Linked DNA regions of Mus musculus: regions 1 and 3 are each linked to region 2. A link is a loop called in an ENCODE intact Hi-C map of the cell type or tissue named here. Cell type or tissue: heart. All regions are shown on one strand. Each heading gives the region's core, and the rest is flanking DNA. Links, peaks and the distances in the headings are about the cores only. Region 1 overlaps Kank1 (KN motif and ankyrin repeat domains 1). Region 2 has its middle 8.3 kb from the start of Gm26207. Region 3 overlaps Dock8 (dedicator of cytokinesis 8).

Region 1 (6,325 bases), core at 727-5,726, 100 kb after region 2:
CTGTATTGAGCCCATCTCTCAGGGACCATATACCCAAACCAACTTCTGTAAGTTGCTCAGACAACACTGGCTGTATTTTGTTTTGTGGTATTTTGTTTTGTCACAGCAATAAAAAAAGTAACTACTATACCAACCAAGGATGAGTCGGTCTTATGTGTCTTAAAATTATATTACATTCTCAACATTCTAATGTTTCAACATTTAAATATTAGGAATATGCTTTATCTAGAACCCTTAGTAATGACTGCAAAGCAGACAGAGAAGTCTGCCCAGGCATCCACAAACTGCAGGTAAAATGACTGGGATCGTCATGTGCTTTTATCCCTTTGAATGCTGGAAAGCTGCCAGGATCATCTGGGGCTCCCTTCATTCTAAAAGAGTCACAGATTCTGAACTGACGGCAGCTCTCGGTGTAAACATTTCAACTGTCTCAAAATGAAAAGCAATCTTTACTGAAAAATAACTTTGTCCTGATAAATATTTCGACTGGGAGGTAATAGACCTGGAATAGAGAACACGGTTCATTTCTTTTCTCAATGAATATAGCTTTACCCGGGATGCCATCTAAACCGTGCATGCTAGCTACTCTCAGTGATGTTGTGCTTTGTCCAAAGGAAGTGGAATCCCGTGGGCAGTACTGCAAGTACTTCATGTGTGCAGGGTGGGCTCCATCAGGAGTAGGTGGGCCACACTTACTTCTCTGACAACTGCCTGCATTCAGCCTGGTTCCCTCCCTAAGTGTGTTGACTGACAACAGCCAAGAGTTCATTTCATCCGCCACTCTGCCCACACACTCCCCTTCTATAAGATGCTCCGTTCTATAAATGTGTGTTTTCATCCTTATGAAAGCCGCATGTCTAAGGAAAGCCTGCTCCCGGGAGAGACATGAACGGGAGAGTGGACAGTTGAAGAATGTTTCCAATCGAGTCTGGGCACCCGCCAAGACCCGGAAGGCTGATCTGAGTCTGCGCCAACAGAGTGAAGGCGAAGGCGGCTGCACCTCCTGCCTTAACTTACGGTGGGAACAACAGAAGCTCTGCGAGTAGTTTTTCCTACCAGCCCATTTTTGCATGCCACCCCCCACCACCCATCTCCCATAGCCAGATGAGACAAGAACGGCTGGCTTCTTATCGCCACTGAGTAGCTGTTAAGGGTGGTGCTGGCTCTGCCTGCCAGGCTGGCTTCCAAAACAAACAGAGCTCAGCTTTAGGTCCCCCACTTCTTTGGACAGAAAGATAAGATAATTATTTCTCAGATAAACCCCTGTGAATAAGAACGGGCATTTTTGAGAAAATAAAGGAAATGAAAACCAGGACACTAGATGCTGGCCATGCCTCCCCACCTCTCTTAGCTTTTGGGTTCCATTTATCAAGTATTACCTGTAGAATATAAACTTGATAAGGGAATGGGAACAGTCCTTAAAGACGGCTTATATACTGTAAACTCTTCACTATGAAGTGTTAGGAGGGCCACGTGCCAATCCCAGGAGGAAGGCTGAAGGCCAAGCATGGAGCCCACCTTGGTCATTTGCTTCTTGCCAGAACTAGAGGCAAATCGACGTAAATCAAAAATGCCCTGCAACAGACCGGGCCTCTCCAGCAGCAGAACTGAGGCTCAGCAGGGACAAGGCAGACACTGCTGCTGCCTTTTCAAAGGCACTAAACTTGCGGTACGTGTGGCATAATTACTATATCGATTAATATTAGGTGTTTCCAACATGGGGAACTGATAAACTGGGGTGGAGAGATGGATGGATGGATGGATGGATGGATGGATGGATGGATGAATGGATGGATGGGTAGGTAGGTTAAGTAAATGGGTGGATAGGAATAAACCCCTCAGATAAACTCCTGTAATAAGAGCGGGCATTTTTGAGAAAATAAAGGAAATGAAAACCAGAACACTAGATGCTGGCCATGCCTCCCCACCTCTCTTAGCTTTTGGGTTTCATTTATCAAGTGTTACCTGTAGAATATAAACTTGATAAGGGAATGGGCACAGTCCTTAAAGATGGCTTATATACCGTAAAGTTCCCATGGTGACATTTGGTATTAAGAAAATATAAATAAAGAGTATTCCTTTATAAAACATGAAGCTAAATCACACTTAGATGAAATGCCAGCTATGAGAAGTGACAAAGGGTTTGTAAACTAACATAAAGATCTGAGTTACACAGCCTGATAGTAACTTAACAGTTAAATGCCTACTTTAACAACCAGCACAGGATCCACCAAGGTTAATTCAAGTTGCTCCAGAAATGACTTAACATTAACTACATCCAAAGAAACCACTGGCTCGTTACCAAAGGCTTCCCTGAGTCCCTGTGGGTTACCTGACAATGAGAGCACTCTGGGGATTAGATGAAAATGAAAAGTCTAGGAGTGAAAACCCACAGCCGGTCATGTTGGCTCCTGCCCATAATCCCAACACTCAGGAGGTGGATGCAAGAGACCTTGAGGGGTCCAGCCTTGGCTACATACTGAGACTGAGCCAATCTGAGCTGCAGGAGAGAGACCCTGGCTCAAAGCAGGGGAGAAAAGGTATTGTTAATCCGAACAAGTTCTAAATTTACTTAGACCTGAGAAGGTCCTCCTTATTGCCCAATATATGGTTGCGTTAAACAACATTTCTTTCAGCGTCAGTCAGGGTGTGGTGCTGTGCTGTTGCTGGGTGAGGAGGCAACTCTGGAATCAGGCTTACAAAGGAGCTCCTGCTGGCCTCCAATGTGAGCCTCTCTGTGGGCTGTTCGGCCTGACCAGGCTTGTCTGAGGCATCCACTCACACGGCAGTCTGGCTCCCCTTCCAATCTTGGGCATATTGGCTCCTGTCTATAATCCCAACTCTTGGGAGGTGGATGCCAGAAGCTTAGGGGTTCAAGTCTAGCCTTGGCTACATACTGCTATCCAAAGAAGAGCAGTGGGCCAATTTTTCCTAGACCCGGAGGCAGAGTTCCCTATTTTCTCTTCCCTTCCTTGTGTGTGTTTAGTCAGTCACGCGCCAGATGGTGTCTTCTCTGCCACTGTTTTCTGTCTTTAGACATCAAAGGGAGTAGGTAAAATATGTTCCCGGTGTCATAGGCCTAATGTAGTGTGCTGACCTAACCTGTATTCAGAGGCTTGCATTAAAACTGCCCCAATGCAGATCAGCCAGAGAAGTAAAGAGACTAACAGCCAAATCAACCAACTGCTTACTGAGAGCCTCTTAAATATTCTTCCTCTAGCAACAACTTCTGCCTGAGAAATAGTCACACAAGCCCAAGGATAGAAAACGATCAAACCTACGGAGCCATCTCTCCAGCCCTGAATATCCGTTTCTATAAAGCAATTTTCACATCTTATTGATTAACTATAATAACATTGGCATTATTCTAATTGACTGTCAATCACTCCTGCCCTGGTCTAAAAGTTCAAAGAGAAAGCAGCAAGGGACATGGCTGGGAACATGGTAGCCTTCGCCCTGAGCTGGTGGAACACACTACAGTGAGTAGCTTCTTGTAAAGCCATGTCTAAACCTCCGTGCCATCCAGAGGTGCCCGCAGCTGCCCCAGCAGCAACTCTTCCCACCCAGGAGGAAACAAAGGAGGAAGGAGGAAGCGCAAGAGGACTCTTTCAAGCATGAGGTTTTAAGTGGCTTTCCTGCCTTTAAAAAAAAAAAAAAATCAGTCACAATGCAATCGAATTCCTCAAAAGGCTGCTAATACTGCCACCTAGTGAACAGTGGGAGAGGCAATAGACAGACCCAGGACCCAAAGAATATCTCTAAAGCAACTCCCAGAGGCTAAGCCCCCCTCCCCCATCTCAATCTCCTTTGAGGCATTACATGCAGAACACTGAGGAGAGGGAACAGTAGAAAGCCGTCGAAATGTGGATTGCTCCGTGCAAGAATTAGCCAAACTTCAGACATGAGCACAGTGGGGTGCACAAATTCCATTTTCCCATAAAGCACTGGACATCTCTGTCCATCTCCAGCAGGGACTGCCACCAGCTGTCCTCAGAGTGTCCTGCTGTAGCATGGCCCTCTCGTGTGGTAACTTTCTGTGGTTTTCTTGAGTTGGTGCCCATTGAACCTCAAGGGCCCTGTTAACTGAGTATCAGGTCCCACTTCCTCCTTTCCCTTGAACAGCAAGCAGAGCAGATGTCCATTTCAGCATGCCCCCAACTCCTCACACGATGCACACTGTCCTGCCTTCTCACTTCCTCTTCCTGTGGTCCCAGCATCTTCCTCCACTGATTCCATGGTTTATTTTATATGTTCTTCTAAGCTACCATGAAATTTTCCCTAATCAAAATTGATGTGTACAAGTGAAAGCCATCAGGAAATGCTTGTGTGTATACTGTGTTCCCAATGGGGTCCTGATGGTACAAACACACACATCGGACAATGGGAATCCTGACCTCTGGCGTCTCTTCCAACTCATACACTCTCCATTGGAGGTCTGCTGACATACAAGCCAGACCTGTGACCAGTGTCCTCATCAAAGCAATGACCTAGCTTCTACTCACTCCAGAATGGCTTCCTAGCATGTCTGCCTTCAATTCCTGCAGCCTGTTCAGTGGCCAGGGCCGTCTTCACTTATCACTCTACAGATGCAGTCTTAATCAACACTTGTCCATTCCTCGACAGGTACCCACATGTTCCCAAGTACCAAGTGCTGATAGAAAAGGTTTCTGTTTTACTATAAAGCCTTATCTAAAGGCACAGAGTAAAAGATTACAGAAGCAGGCATGAAGAAGACGACAACATTGAAACCCCTGATTCAAAACACACAGGCTGGCATAGGCTGGCTTTTCACCATATCTTTGTGTACACCCACTGAGCTGCCTACAATCTGTGTTTAGGTAATGACTGACACCTGAGAGGGGTCCACCACCTAAGTCCTTAGCACTAGTAATGAGATATTAGAAACTATAGAGGTCTCAAAAATGACCTTCTTAGTCCTACACTTGGTTCTGTTTGTTTTCTTCAGAACCATCTGAAGTATAAAATAGCTGAAGGGTTCCTGTCAGCAAAGGATGGGATGGGAGATGTGGGTGGGTCGAGAAGGCAGGTATTCAGGGTAGCAGGTGTGTTCCTTACGCAATGGAAGCTGCTTTTTATTTCAGAACATTGTGTTTTATAGGCTTAGGCATACAAGCACTGAAGGGTCACATGATCCTGGAGCTGACTAGAACGGAAACATTCCTAGGAAGATGAATGATCAAAAACCCTGGGAAAATGGGAACAGTGCCATTCGAAGGCCAGGGCATCAGCCTCCAAGCTTCTGATGTCGTCCTATACAAGAGAGGATGCTGTATCCAAAAGGGACAGAAAACCTACCTTGTCTGGAATTGGCTTCCATGCAGGGAACCCAAATCTAGATATTCAAGTGTTTGGTGAGGACACATCAGAAAGTGTGATTGACAGAGGGTCTTGTGATTTTTATTCCAATGTAACTAGCAGTTGAGGCCTCTGCCTCTTCCCACCTATGCTCTGGATGGAATCCAGAGTCTAGAGGGAAACAGAGTCCAGACAGACATGCAATTTTAGAAATTGGGAACTAAGGCTCAGAGTGAGTGAAGAACTTGGCCCAGAGAGCTGGGCTTGGTACGGTGTTGGTGTCTGCAACTTAGTGAAATTCCTTGGTCTGCTGTTCTTAGTAGAAAGCTATGGTCTAGGCCAGTGCTAGCCAACAGAACTTTGGGGGTTAATAGCATGACCTCTTTAATGAAGACCCAAACCCCAATGTCCAGGTCTGGCCACCTTCTCTTGGAACATGGAGACAAGGACAAGCTGACACTCAGAGTGACTTTTACCTATTGTCAGTCAGGCCTGAGGAGTAGAGGAAGTGAGCCCTGGACAGAGTTTGAAACAATCCAACAAGACAATGAATTGTGAGATCGCCATCGCTACCTTCCTCGGGATCCTATAGACAGACATCAGCTCTGTCAACAGCAGCGCTACATACCAGCCTCTTGCTTGTGGCGGTCCCCAGATAGACAGCAAGACCATGAAAATTGATTTCTACCTGTGGCTCTCAATCGACCATGAAGACAAATCTCAAAGACAGCCAGTTCACAGACATGAAGTCAGACCAACTGTCTCAACCCACCCTCCCTGTATTGCAGGGCGAGCCAGCCATCCCTCCAGGGCCCCCAAAATACCGCTCTTTACTGATCCGTAAGCTGGGGCTGCTGATTCCAGCCACAGCTCACAGAGCAAGGACCCCACACAGGAGGCTGCCCTTCAACATCCAGCTGTGACATTACGTCAATGGTAGACACCACCAACAGCTTGCTGGGACACAGAGCAATGCTGCATTCCATTAAAGAGGACATCACACAGCTAA
Region 2 (6,325 bases), core at 808-5,807:
GGTACCCAAGAATGATGCTTGCTTTTATCTGAGCACCTCTGTACTTGTAGAGGGATGCTGGTAAGGGAAAGGAGAGAAAAGCATCCCAAACCAAAGAGAAAAACGAGCTTCCCCCAAGCAAAACTGCCGCCATTTCCATGGTATTTGCGCAGGTTACCGAGTGCCTTCGTCAGCGCAGGCTCCCGTGACGTCCCAGCTGTGACAGCCTCAGAGAAAGCAGCTGCAGATGCTCTTTGTCTTTCCTTCTAGAAGTTTCTTCATGGTCAATAAGTAGCCTGCAAGGACTGCTGCCTTCCTGTGGGAATGGATTCCTTCTGGTCCTAACTTGCACAAGGTTAGAGCGTCAGGCTTCAGGGTCTCAGGATACACAACTGTGAAGAACTCTGTTCAAGAGCAATGTGGTAGTTAGCTTAGTGCATCCGCTGGGGTAAGAATGCCCTTCTAGCTGATGAAATATCTCTAGGTGTGTCTATGAGGGAGTTTCTATAGGAAACTGAGAGAAAAAGGCAAATGCCATCCAGTAGAACAAAGACTTGGAAGGGCAAGCTCACCTGCCTCCGCTAGGGTCTCCATCCTCTCCCGTGGTCTGACAGTGGCTCCCTGGGCCACAGGCTTTGGGTTTGGACTAGAACCACACCACTGGCTTTTCTGGATCTCTAACCCAAATAAAGATGGCGATTGTAGGGTTTGTTGGCTTTAAGGACCTCACAGGTCAATCCCTCACCCATCACTTTCTTTGGGTCTGTGTGTTTTATTGGTCTGTTTCTCAGGTGGGCCATGACTGAATTGTAAGGATCTCACGGGGCTGTGTGCACAACTGAACATGGGAGGGGCGTCACTGAGTACCAGAGAATGGGCCAGGACCAGTAGGTGCCAGCCAGTCTGTGGAAGGAAAAACAGTGTTCTGGAGCTGTCTGCTGCCAATTACCGCTCTCTCTCTCTCTCTCTCTCTCTCTGTCTGTCTGTCTGTCTGCCTGCCTGCCTGCCTGCCTGCCTGCCTGTCTCTCCCTCCCACCCTCCCTTTTTCTTTCTTTCTTTCTTTCTTTCTTTCTTTCTTTCTTTCTTTCTTTCTTTCTTCCTTCCTTCCTTCCTTCCTTCCTTCCTTCCTTCCTGTCTGTCTGTCTGTCTTTCCTTTTTTCTTTTGTGTGTGTGTGTGCTCTCTCTATGTAGCCTGGCTGATCTGGAACTCACTATGTAGACCAGGCTATCTTTCAACTTCTGGTGATTTTCCTGCCCCTGCCTCCCATGTGCAGGGACTTCAGATGAGTGACATCACTGCCAGCTAACCCTGATTTCTGAAGCACAATACTTCTGAGGCAGAAGACCTTGGGTGACCCTTGCAGGCAAGGAACGTTAAAGAGAAAATTTTAGAGCAAATAGGCACGTGAGTTACCCAGGCATTTGAGCCCTGCCTGGGGACAGAAGCAGCAAGCAAGCTGGGAACTTGGGAAGGGCACCTTGAGGGACTTATCAGAGCTGCAGCCCGAGGTACAGAGGCAGGTAAATACGCTCTGTTTACCTGATCAACTGATGTCCTTAGATTTGGTCCCTAAAATTATGACCTAGAGAACTGGACAGCCACACGGCAAGGACACAGAGTCCCTGAGAACACGGACTTTCTAATGATATCTTTGTCCCCAGAGCTGGGAAATTAACTGTCCTGTTTGTTCTCCTGGAGACAGCAAGCTCCCTGCTCCCCACCCCCTCAGTTTCTCACTCCTTACGGTGGGGGTGATGGACAATAGGCTTAAAGAAAGCAGCTACGGGTTCTTTGGCTTTCATTCTAGAAGTTTCTGCCTCCATAGTCAAGACGTCTCATGACCTAACTATAACTAGGGCAGACTTCTTGAAACTAATGTCCGACCGACTTCTGGGCTTTGCACATTGCTGTCCTGGCTCTAGCTTATAGTGACTGCAGTAGACTAGAGGTGAATGAAACCTTGGGTAGTTGTTCTGTGAGAGCCAAGGCATCCCCAGAATCAGACCTGATGTCTCTAATTAAGTAGTAGGATCTAGAATCTTTCAGGGCAGTCACATGAGGCTAGAGGATTTCACTGTCCAGTAGTCATTTGGGCTTTACAGTCAGAGTGGGCTACTTCCTAAGCCCATGTGGTCACAGGACCGAGTTGATTGTATGAGTCAGGTATAGCTCAGCTTGCTGTCTTTTCCTGGCCCTGGGGTGAAGGAAGACACAGGGCACCAGAGCTGCCTGGAATCTTACACAAAGGGGGCAATGATGGTGCACAGCTGCCTCCTAGGTTTACGGTGAGGAGAAAGAGAGCTGGTGTGTATAACATGTTCATAGGCAGAGTATTGTATATCTGAATATTATTTAGGAACTTTTGTCGTTTCTATCACCGAAATGAGCAGAATATGAAATAAATGGTGTCAAGGCAAGATCACTCAGTAGCTTCTCATGGGGACAGAAGGAGGCAGGCCAAGGATTAATTATGTCTCTAATTAATTAGAATCTAGAATGTATCAGAGCAGTCATATGAGGGCACATATCATGTGTGTGTGTGCAGGGTGATGACAACGTGCTGGAAATAGAGATAATGGTGACAGGACACTGGGATGTGCATAATGTCACAGAATTAACATTATGGATGGTTAAAATGGCAAGCTTTGCATTAGGTATATGTTACCACTGTAAAAACAAAACAAAAAAAAAAGCAACCAGGGATAGGGATATAGCTCATTGGTGGGTCATTTGCCCCGCAGCAGTGACAGTCTGGGTTCAGTCCCTAGGACTTTAGCCACGGAGGAAAAAGCAAGTCCTGAAAACAGAGAGGAACAAGGCTGCAACTATGAGTTTCCAGAGGAAGCCACAAGGCAGTGACCCCACCTCCCACCCCCATCCTACCCAGCTCTGGCCTGCCGGGAGGGAAGCAGAAGCTGTTCCTCCACCAGCCTCATGCCCATCATTTCCTTCCTGACACAGCTCAGGGCAAACTCCCCAGCCCTGTGTCCTGTTCCCACAGCACTTCTGCCCGTCCTTGCAAACGCTAGCTGCTTTTGGCCCAGGCACCGTCGACGCTGCAACTCAGTCTTTCTTTTCTTTTTCTGTGTGACTGGTTGGTGGTCTCCTTAGTCCCCTCCGTGGCCAGGGATTGGCCCTCCTCCTGCTTTGGCATTTCTCCCCACCCACAAACCTGTGTTCTCTATCTGGTTTCGCAAATATTCCTTTCTTCTTCTTCTTCTTCTTCTTCTTCTTCTTCTTCTTCTTCTTCTTCTTCTTCTTCTTCTTCTTCTTCTTCTTCTTCTTCTTCTTCTTCTTCTTCTTCTTCTTCTTCTTCTTCTTCTTCTTCTTCTTTCTTCTTCTTCTTCTTTCTTCTTCTTCTTCTTCTTTCTTCTTCTTCTTTCTTCTTCTTCTTCCTCTTCTTCTTTTCGAGACAGGGTTTCTCTGTATATCCCTGGCTGTCCTGGAACTCACTTTGTAGACCAGGTTGGCCTCGAACTCAGAAATCCGTCTGCCTCCGCCTCCCGAGGGATCAAAGGCGTGCGCCACCACGCCCGGCCATTTTAAACTTCTATTCTGCTCACCATGACGACTGGATTTTACTTCGTTACCCACAATCCATACACAGGTAAATCTTTATGAAGTGATGCTATTACTCTGTGCAGTACAACCTAAGATTGCAAATGTGTACTGCTTTTATAAAGTCTACATCCTGCTTGAAAAACTCCTTAGAATGGCTAGAGTGTGAGTGTGTTCATAACTGGCCACTAGGGGGAGCCAATGGGTCAGGACTCGTCGAGGAACAAATTGGTCTGGTTTGGAAGTATGATTTTTTCGGAGACTGAGTGGAACCTGAGGACACATAGTTTTTCAAGTCTCCTTGTAGAGGGACCATGGTGTTGACTCGGTTTATCTATTGAACAAAGTCTACTTAGTTGATTTAACTGGGTAAACATTTTCTTGGCTTAATGTCTCCTGGGGGTTGTTTTAATTCAGTGTCTTATTTTATGGTAGTTGTTGATTCAATAGTTGCCTTTCTTTTTCTCAAATAAGGATGAAATCTGTGTCCCCTCCTCTCTATTTCCTTATTTCTTATCAAATTATTTTTCAGAAATGTGGCCTGCTACCTTGACACTTACCTTGAGCCTCATGCAGACTCCCCTCGATGGATAGGTTCCATACTATGCTCTGTTCCAGGCACCCTCCTATTAGCCCATCAAAGGAGGCTGCCTCTGCTTCTTGCTGTTTTGATTCTTTTGTGGGGAGAGGTGTTTTTTTTTTTCTTTTTTCTTTTTTTAAGATTTATTTATTTATATTTAAATACACTGTAGCTGTCTTCACACACCCCAGAAGAGGGCATCAGATCTCATTACAGATGGTTGTGAGCCACCATGTGGTCGCTGGGAATTGAACTCAGGACCTTCGGAAGAGCAGTCAGTGCTCTTAACCACTGAGTCATCTCTCCAGCCCTGGGAGAGGTGTTTCTTATTTTTTAAATTATTAAAAAAAATTTTTTTGAGCTTATAATGGCGTTATTTCCCTTTCTCTTTCAACTCCAGCAAACATTCTCATCATGTATGCCCCCTACGCTCTTTCCGATTCATAGCCTCTTTTCTTTCATTATTGTTGATGGTGTGTGTGTGTGCTCTTAAATACAAACACAGCCTGTTTCATCTGTATAATGTTATTTGTCTATATGTGTTTCCAGGGCTGAACATTTGGTATTGGACACGAATTGATGTGGTTTTCCCTGGGGAAGAAGAACATTCTTTAGTTGCCTGGAGCTCTTTGTCTAGGGCTGGGGCCTCCCTGGCTTTCCCTCTTCCACGTTAGCATCTCTTTTGGTGCAGCCCTGTTCAGGTCACGTTTAGGCCACCATGTTGGTGAGACATCACGTGCGTAGCTCCTCTGACATCTCCAGCAGACATAATCTCACAGCAAACTTCTTGAACTTCTGGTGTTTGTGCAATCTTTCTGTACCCTCTTCTGTATTGATCCCTGAACCTCAGATACAGGTATCATGTTGTAGATCTATTAGTTGGGAATGGGCTTCATTCTTCATTCTGCATTTCAATAGTTGTGGTCTTCTGTAATAGTCTTAGTCATAAGGAGAAGTTTCCTTGATGAAGGGTAAAGAACTACACTTTCCTGTGGGTATAATGAGAAAATTTAAAATGTAGTTACAGGCTGTGCTGGTTTAATAGAGTGATGGTTTAGGTTCTCCTCCAAAATCCATGATTTCAGTAGCACAGCTCCCCCACTCCCCACTACCCCCCAACCTCCGCCCCAATAGTTGGCTAGGTTTCCAGTACGAGGCATGATTTCCTTCTTGTTGAACAGGCCTAACACCTAATTAGAGAGCTGTTGGTTAATGGCAAGTGCGCCACTACTGTACTGTGGGGGCTTTTGTGCCACACTGTTTACAGTCATCAGAGCCGGCTAGGACTACCGATTCCTTCCTTCCTTTGAAAGCTTGGAAGTTGCTTCTGGCCATGAAAAGCTCGTCCCTAGAAAGGAGGCTTGCAGATCAGATCTAGCGTGAATCCTATGGGTCCTGTATCCTGGTGTCTTCAGCAGTAGGGACTTTCTGTACTTCCCCTCTGAAGGGCAACCAAAGACACCAGAAATAATGTTTTCGGAGTCTCTTAGATAACCCAGACCAACAAACTCAAAGGAAGGCTTCTCATGCCTGGTGTTGGGATTTTTGTTAAGTAGGCTATAGCACTTGGGAGGAGTACTGTCAGCCCTAGACGGATGCATTTCACTTGAACGACGTATGTATATTGATCTACAGACTTGCATCTATTACAGGCATTCTTAGGTAGATAGTCATTTTGATTTTTGAGAAAAGGATGTTCCTAGACGAGACCCCTTATAACCAGGCACAGGGGATGAGAAGTCCATTTGGATGCAGACAAGAAAACCTCATGATCACTTATGCCAGCTACACTGAGGACAACGACCCCACGTGCCTACAGAGCTGCCTGCTCTTGACTTGCTCCCTGAAGCAGATAGGAGTTATCTCTGCTGGCCCAGGACCACCTCATTGTCTGTCTTCAGAAACAGACCAAGGCCATGAGGTTCTTCAACCTCTGTCTATGAGCACAAAGGGGTCAGATCGTGCAGCAACTGTCTACATCATCTTTACTACTTCCGAAGTTGATAGCAGCAGAATTCTTATTCTGTTACCTCTACCTGTGTCTATAAGGCTATTTCTCAAGCTTGACAAACGATACTGTGTGTGTTCCCCCTTTGCAGTGAGGCAAGAAGTAGACATCTCCGCATTTTGAAGACATCCAGCATATAGTGTTTACCAGAGCAAGCCAGACAGTTAAAAGAGCCTTAAGCAAAGGGAATTCTTTTGAC
Region 3 (5,000 bases), core at 1-5,000, 310 kb after region 2:
TTGTATAAAGAAGGAAGTCAATAGGGGATAGGAAAGAGAACTCAATAGCAATGTAGAAATGATGAAAAATAATAAACTGAAGTTTGGGAATGAAGATCTCAATAAATCAGACAACAACAAAAATCTCAGTAGAAAGCCTTACCAATAGAATGGATACAAGAGCCAGAATTAAACTCACAAAGCTACAGCCACGTGAAGCTGGACAAAGATGCCAGAAATGTACGTTGGATACAAGTAGCCTCTTCAGTAAGCGGCCTGGGAAACCTGGGCATCACATACAGAGTAAGGAATAAGGAAATTGATCTTCATCTCTCATTGCTCACAGTGTATGAGCGTCAACTAAAAACGGGCGGAAGAGTTCAACGTAAGAAACTCCAAGACGGTTAGTGTAAGACAGAGAAAACACTTCAAAATGGCAGCAAATGCTCTGTGCAAAGAACCCCAAGAACTGGCGAATGGGATTGCGTGAAACGAAAAATCTTCTGCACAGCAAAGGAGGCAACGAGAGGCGGCCCACGGGAAACCTGTGGCAGACAGAGGGTTAATACCTAGAATATACTAAGGGCACTAAATATGGAAGAATGGAACTACTCAGGCAATAAAGAGAACAGATGGTTCTCAAAAGATGAAGAATAGTTGGCCAAGAAACACGTGAAACATATGTGGGATCTTTAGCCAGCAGGAAAAGGCAACTCCGATACTCTTGAAGTGGAGGCAGGTAGGTCAGGAGTTCAAGGCCAGCCTGAAACATACTGGATAAACACAACCTCTTTAGGTGGGGCTGGGAAAACTGAATATCATATATAGAGTAAGGACAGCAGATCCTCCCCCACCAGAAAAAAAAAAGAGGAAAATAAAAGCATTAATGAAACAGCCACTGATTATATCTCACCCTCACTGAGGAGAGCCATCGTTATAGGAAGGGTGTGGTTCATGAGTTCCTCTATGAGGAGCTATGGACAGCTGCTGGCTTTGGGGGCAAGAGTTAGTTTTCTTTCTGGGAGTGGCCTCGGGTAGGTCAACCACACTCCAGTGGATGACCCTGGGCCATGAGTGTGTGTATTATATATGTAATATATAATACATAATATTATCTATCTATCTATCTATCTATCTATCTATCTATCTATCTATCTAGGCTGCACAAATTTGACTCTGTGGGTTATTAAAGAAAACAACAACAACAACAACAACCACCAGAAAGTAAGGGCATGAAGTTTGGTGTGGGCAGAGAGATAGATCTTGGAAGAGTTGGTGTGAATATCATGAAAGGGCCTGCCTAAAATTCTCAAATAATTAATAAAGACGGAAAAGAGAATAGTTGTAATAAAGTGCTAGTGAAGGTGGACAGACTCCTTGTTGGGAACGTAAATTGTCCAATCCTTATAGAAATCAGTATGGTGGGTGCTCAGGCACTGCAAATAGCACTACCCTCTGACCCAGCCAACCATATGTGGCTAGGTACCTGAAAGGCTATCAGTCACACACTGGAGAGACATGTGCACATCCATATTATTGCATCACTATTCACAGTAGTCACGCTATGGAAAGATCTTAAGTGTCTATCAGCAAATAAAGAGGTAGAGAAGATATTTTATACACACAACGGAGTGTTATTCAGTCACAGAGAGCAAGGTTATGCTGTTTGCTAGGAAATGGGCATACTGGGAGACCATCATGTTAAGTGAAGCAAGCCAGACGTAGACAAATATTGCATGCGTTCTCTGGTTTGTGGTGCACACGTTGTATAGGGACACTTGAGTCCATTAAATGCATACAAAATGAAAGCAGAAGGGAAGGGGACCAGTGAAGGGCATTGAGGGGTGAGGGTAAACGTACTCGGTCTACTTGAAACTATAAAACCATCGCATGTACAATGAATATGGACAATTAAACAAACAGACAAGACACAAAATAACCACCCCACACTAATAGTTCCGTTCTGGAAAAGTACCATCAAAGCACCCGACAGAGGTAGAGAGCTGAAGTGATGCTCAAAAGCACTTGCCGTTCTTGCAGAGGACCCGGGTTTGGTTCTCAGCACTCACACAATGGCTCACAACCGACACCTTTGCTGGTATCTTCTGGCACACGGTATGCTCATAGTGTACATACATGCATACATGCAGAAATGCTTCTACATGCAAGTTAAATAAGTGTTTTATGAAAGTATTTGGCAAAGTCGATGGAGGGCAACTGAGTACCTAGCTAGGCATGGTGGCTCACAACTGTAAACTTAGCACTCGGGAGGCTGAGTCAGGAGAATATCCGTGAGTTCAAGGTTGGTCTGAGTTACCTACTAAATTCTAGGCTAATCTGGGTTACAGAGTGAGACACTATGTCAAGACACCTAAAAGAACCAGGCAGTGGTGGCACATGACTGTAATCCCAGCACACAGGAGGCAGAAGCTGGTGGATCTCTGAGTTGAAGGCCAAACCTGGTCTACAGAGCAAGTTCCAGGAGAGTCAGGTTTACACAAAGAAACCCCGTCTTAAAAGAACCCCAAGTTAAAACAACGCCAAAAAGATTCAGGTACCAACAGTTCCTTTAGTGTGCTAAGAAAGCAGGAAAAAAATATGAGAACAGTGCCCCACCGTGTTTTAATACGGTACTACACCAAAACATCAATGGTCAAAACTCTTTCTCAAATACTTCAAAATCTCTATAAAAAGAGTATGTTAGCATTCTAACCACCAAGGAAAGATGGATGTATGTGGTGCTAAACATCCTAAGTACCCTGACCTGATCAACATACAAAATACTTACATATCAAAATATCAAGCTGTACCTAGAAGTGCATACAGTAGACATCAGCTAAGAAGCAAAACAAGAGTACATGTGCCCCCTCCCCACCCCCATCCCTACCTTTGAAGACATGATGTTCTTAACTTCCTCATCGGCTGCACAGTGTGACCCAGTCAGGTCTGGGTTGCTGCTGCTCATCACACGGGCCTGCATCAGCTTTGAACTCACTGCAGCGGCAGATGTGCGTCCATATGTGTGGTATCGGGGGTCGGGGACTACGGTGGTGGGGCCACCTGTACCCCAGCAGCCAGAGACATGTCAACAGACAGGACAGAGTCAGTTACGGAGCTCAAGAAAGACTGACTAAGGGAGGAATGGTGGGGAAATGTGAACCTAAGATGGGGCCTTGAGTATTCTGCAGCTCGGAGGGGCAGGGTGTGAGGTGGAGGGTAGTGGGGAGGGCTGTGGGGGGACTGGAGGCATACACTTGGTACTAGTCTGTCACCAATTGCCAGAGTTTCTGAATTCTCAAGGAAAACGAGAAACACAAATATTTTTGTGTGCTCAATATTTGAATGACACAAGTCTTGTAAGTTTTGGAGGAAAGTTGTTCAGAATTGAGTCACCCAGAGTCATCTTTTGAGGACAGGCAGATGCAATATTTCAAAGGAAGTCCAACTCTGGTTTAAAAATTGGATTGGAACTACAGATTTATGTAAATTATGACTGCAGAGACTTAAAAGGTGCCAAATTTATTTGGATGTGGAATTTTTAAAAGTCTACTGATGGAGTTACAAAGTTTGGAGCTGAGACAATAGGATGGACCATCTAGAGACTGCCATATCCAGGGATCCATTCCATAATTAGCCTCCAAATGATGACACCATTGCATATACTAGCAAGCATTTGCTGAAAGGACCCTGATATAGCTGTCTCTTGTGAGACTAGGCCGGGGCCTAGCAAACACAGAAGTGGATGCTCACAGTCAGCTATTGGATGGATCACAGGGCCCCCAATGGAGGATCTAGAGAAAGTACCCAAGGAGCTAAAGGGATCTGCAACCCTATAGGTGGAACAACATTATGGACTAACCAGTACCCTGGAGCTCTTGTCTCTAGCTGCATATGTATCAAAAGATGGCCTAGTCGGCCATCACTGGAAAGAGAGGCCCATTGGACACGCAAACTTTATATGCCCCAGTACAGGGGAATGCCAGGGCCAAAAAGTGGGAATGGGTGGGTAGGGGAGTGCGGGGGGGTATGGGGGACTTTTGGGCTAGCATTGGAAATGTAATTGAGGAAAATACGTAATAAAAAAAAAGTCTACTGATGATATTTTTATATACCGGGCTACCCAGGCATTGTGGTTTATGGTCTACGTAAATAACTAAGAAGAATACCAAAATGGATTATTATTAACATAGTTCAGGGGAATGAAGACTATTTTATGTGATGAAAAGTTTAAGAACTTTCAATGGTGTCACTGATGTGGCATAGGTTGTGTTTTCCTTGCTGTTATTCTAGAATCTTACAGTTGACAGTTCGCCGTCTTTTAAAGCAGACCCTCAAGTGGATCACAAATTGGCAGTGGGGTAATCACTGAGAAGTTACCAACTAGGCAGACATAGTAAGTACAACATAAAAAAGAGGGAGGGAGGAAGGAAGAGAGGGCAAAGCATCTACAAACTTTTAATTTCAGCACGTATACAAGTTTTACTCTGAAAACCAAAACTGAGCCTTTAATCCAGTGGCAGTGGTCTGACGTGGTACCCTGCTGATACCTGCCCCTATCCCCATCTCCATCTCCATCCCCATCCCTACCCCTGCTCCAGGAAGCACTACCTGACTTGGATGTATCCCTGTGCAGTTCCGGCAGCCGGAACACGTAGTGCACGTAGGAGGCCAGAAGGCAGTTCCTCCCGTGCTGGTCCTTCCTCAGGTCCTTGCTGTTGTGCAGGCTATTGGCAATGGCCACCACAGACTCGAAGGCAAACTGGGAGAAGTTTGCTGAGGAGCCAAGAAGAGAAGAGAAACTGAGGTAGACGTTCTCAGGCTTGTAATAGCACGTCTCGATCACTGACCACCTTAGCCAGGCAAAAGAAACGCCCATGGAGGCAGGTGTGTTCTAGCCAGATCCAGTGTTCCAGATAATCTCACTACAGACATTCTCAAGTTCCCTCTGTGTAGCTCAAGCTGGCCCAGAACTCACTGCAATCCTCCTGCTTCAGCTAGAATTATAGGTACGGTAGCATAGC

The links. Hi-C counts contacts between places; a loop is a spot of excess contacts. Peaks named below come from ENCODE experiments on the same cell type or tissue, not always from the same donor. Only the 100,000 strongest peaks of a DNase experiment are listed, where the experiment ranks them.
Region 1: it touches region 2 in a loop (5-fold over the local background); 29 of 42 quality-filtered maps call a loop at or near these places.
Region 3: it touches region 2 in a loop (5-fold over the local background); 23 of 42 quality-filtered maps call a loop at or near these places.

Annotation. Positions count from the first base shown.
Region 1 is chr19:25,338,602-25,344,926 of GRCm38, reverse strand. The region is part of intron 3 of Kank1 (KN motif and ankyrin repeat domains 1); the gene reads right to left. Among named protein-coding and RNA genes, the nearest start is that of Gm52392, 59 kb to the left of the region's middle. In heart, for the core only: a CTCF peak has its summit at 3,706 (motif pointing left); a DNase peak (open chromatin) is centred at 986; H3K4me3 peaks cover 537 bases; H3K27ac peaks cover 2,563 bases.
Region 2 is chr19:25,442,640-25,448,964 of GRCm38, reverse strand. No RefSeq gene overlaps it. Among named protein-coding and RNA genes, the nearest start is that of Gm26207, 8.3 kb to the left of the region's middle. In heart, for the core only: a CTCF peak has its summit at 3,719 (motif pointing right); a DNase peak (open chromatin) is centred at 3,704; H3K27ac peaks cover 904 bases.
Region 3 is chr19:25,130,103-25,135,102 of GRCm38, reverse strand. Dock8 (dedicator of cytokinesis 8) reads right to left here. Exons shown (of 48, transcript NM_028785.3): 21 at 4,588-4,752; 22 at 2,867-3,039. Among named protein-coding and RNA genes, the nearest start is that of Gm34186, 23 kb to the left of the region's middle. In heart, for the core only: a CTCF peak has its summit at 2,611; no DNase peak of the experiment used is centred there.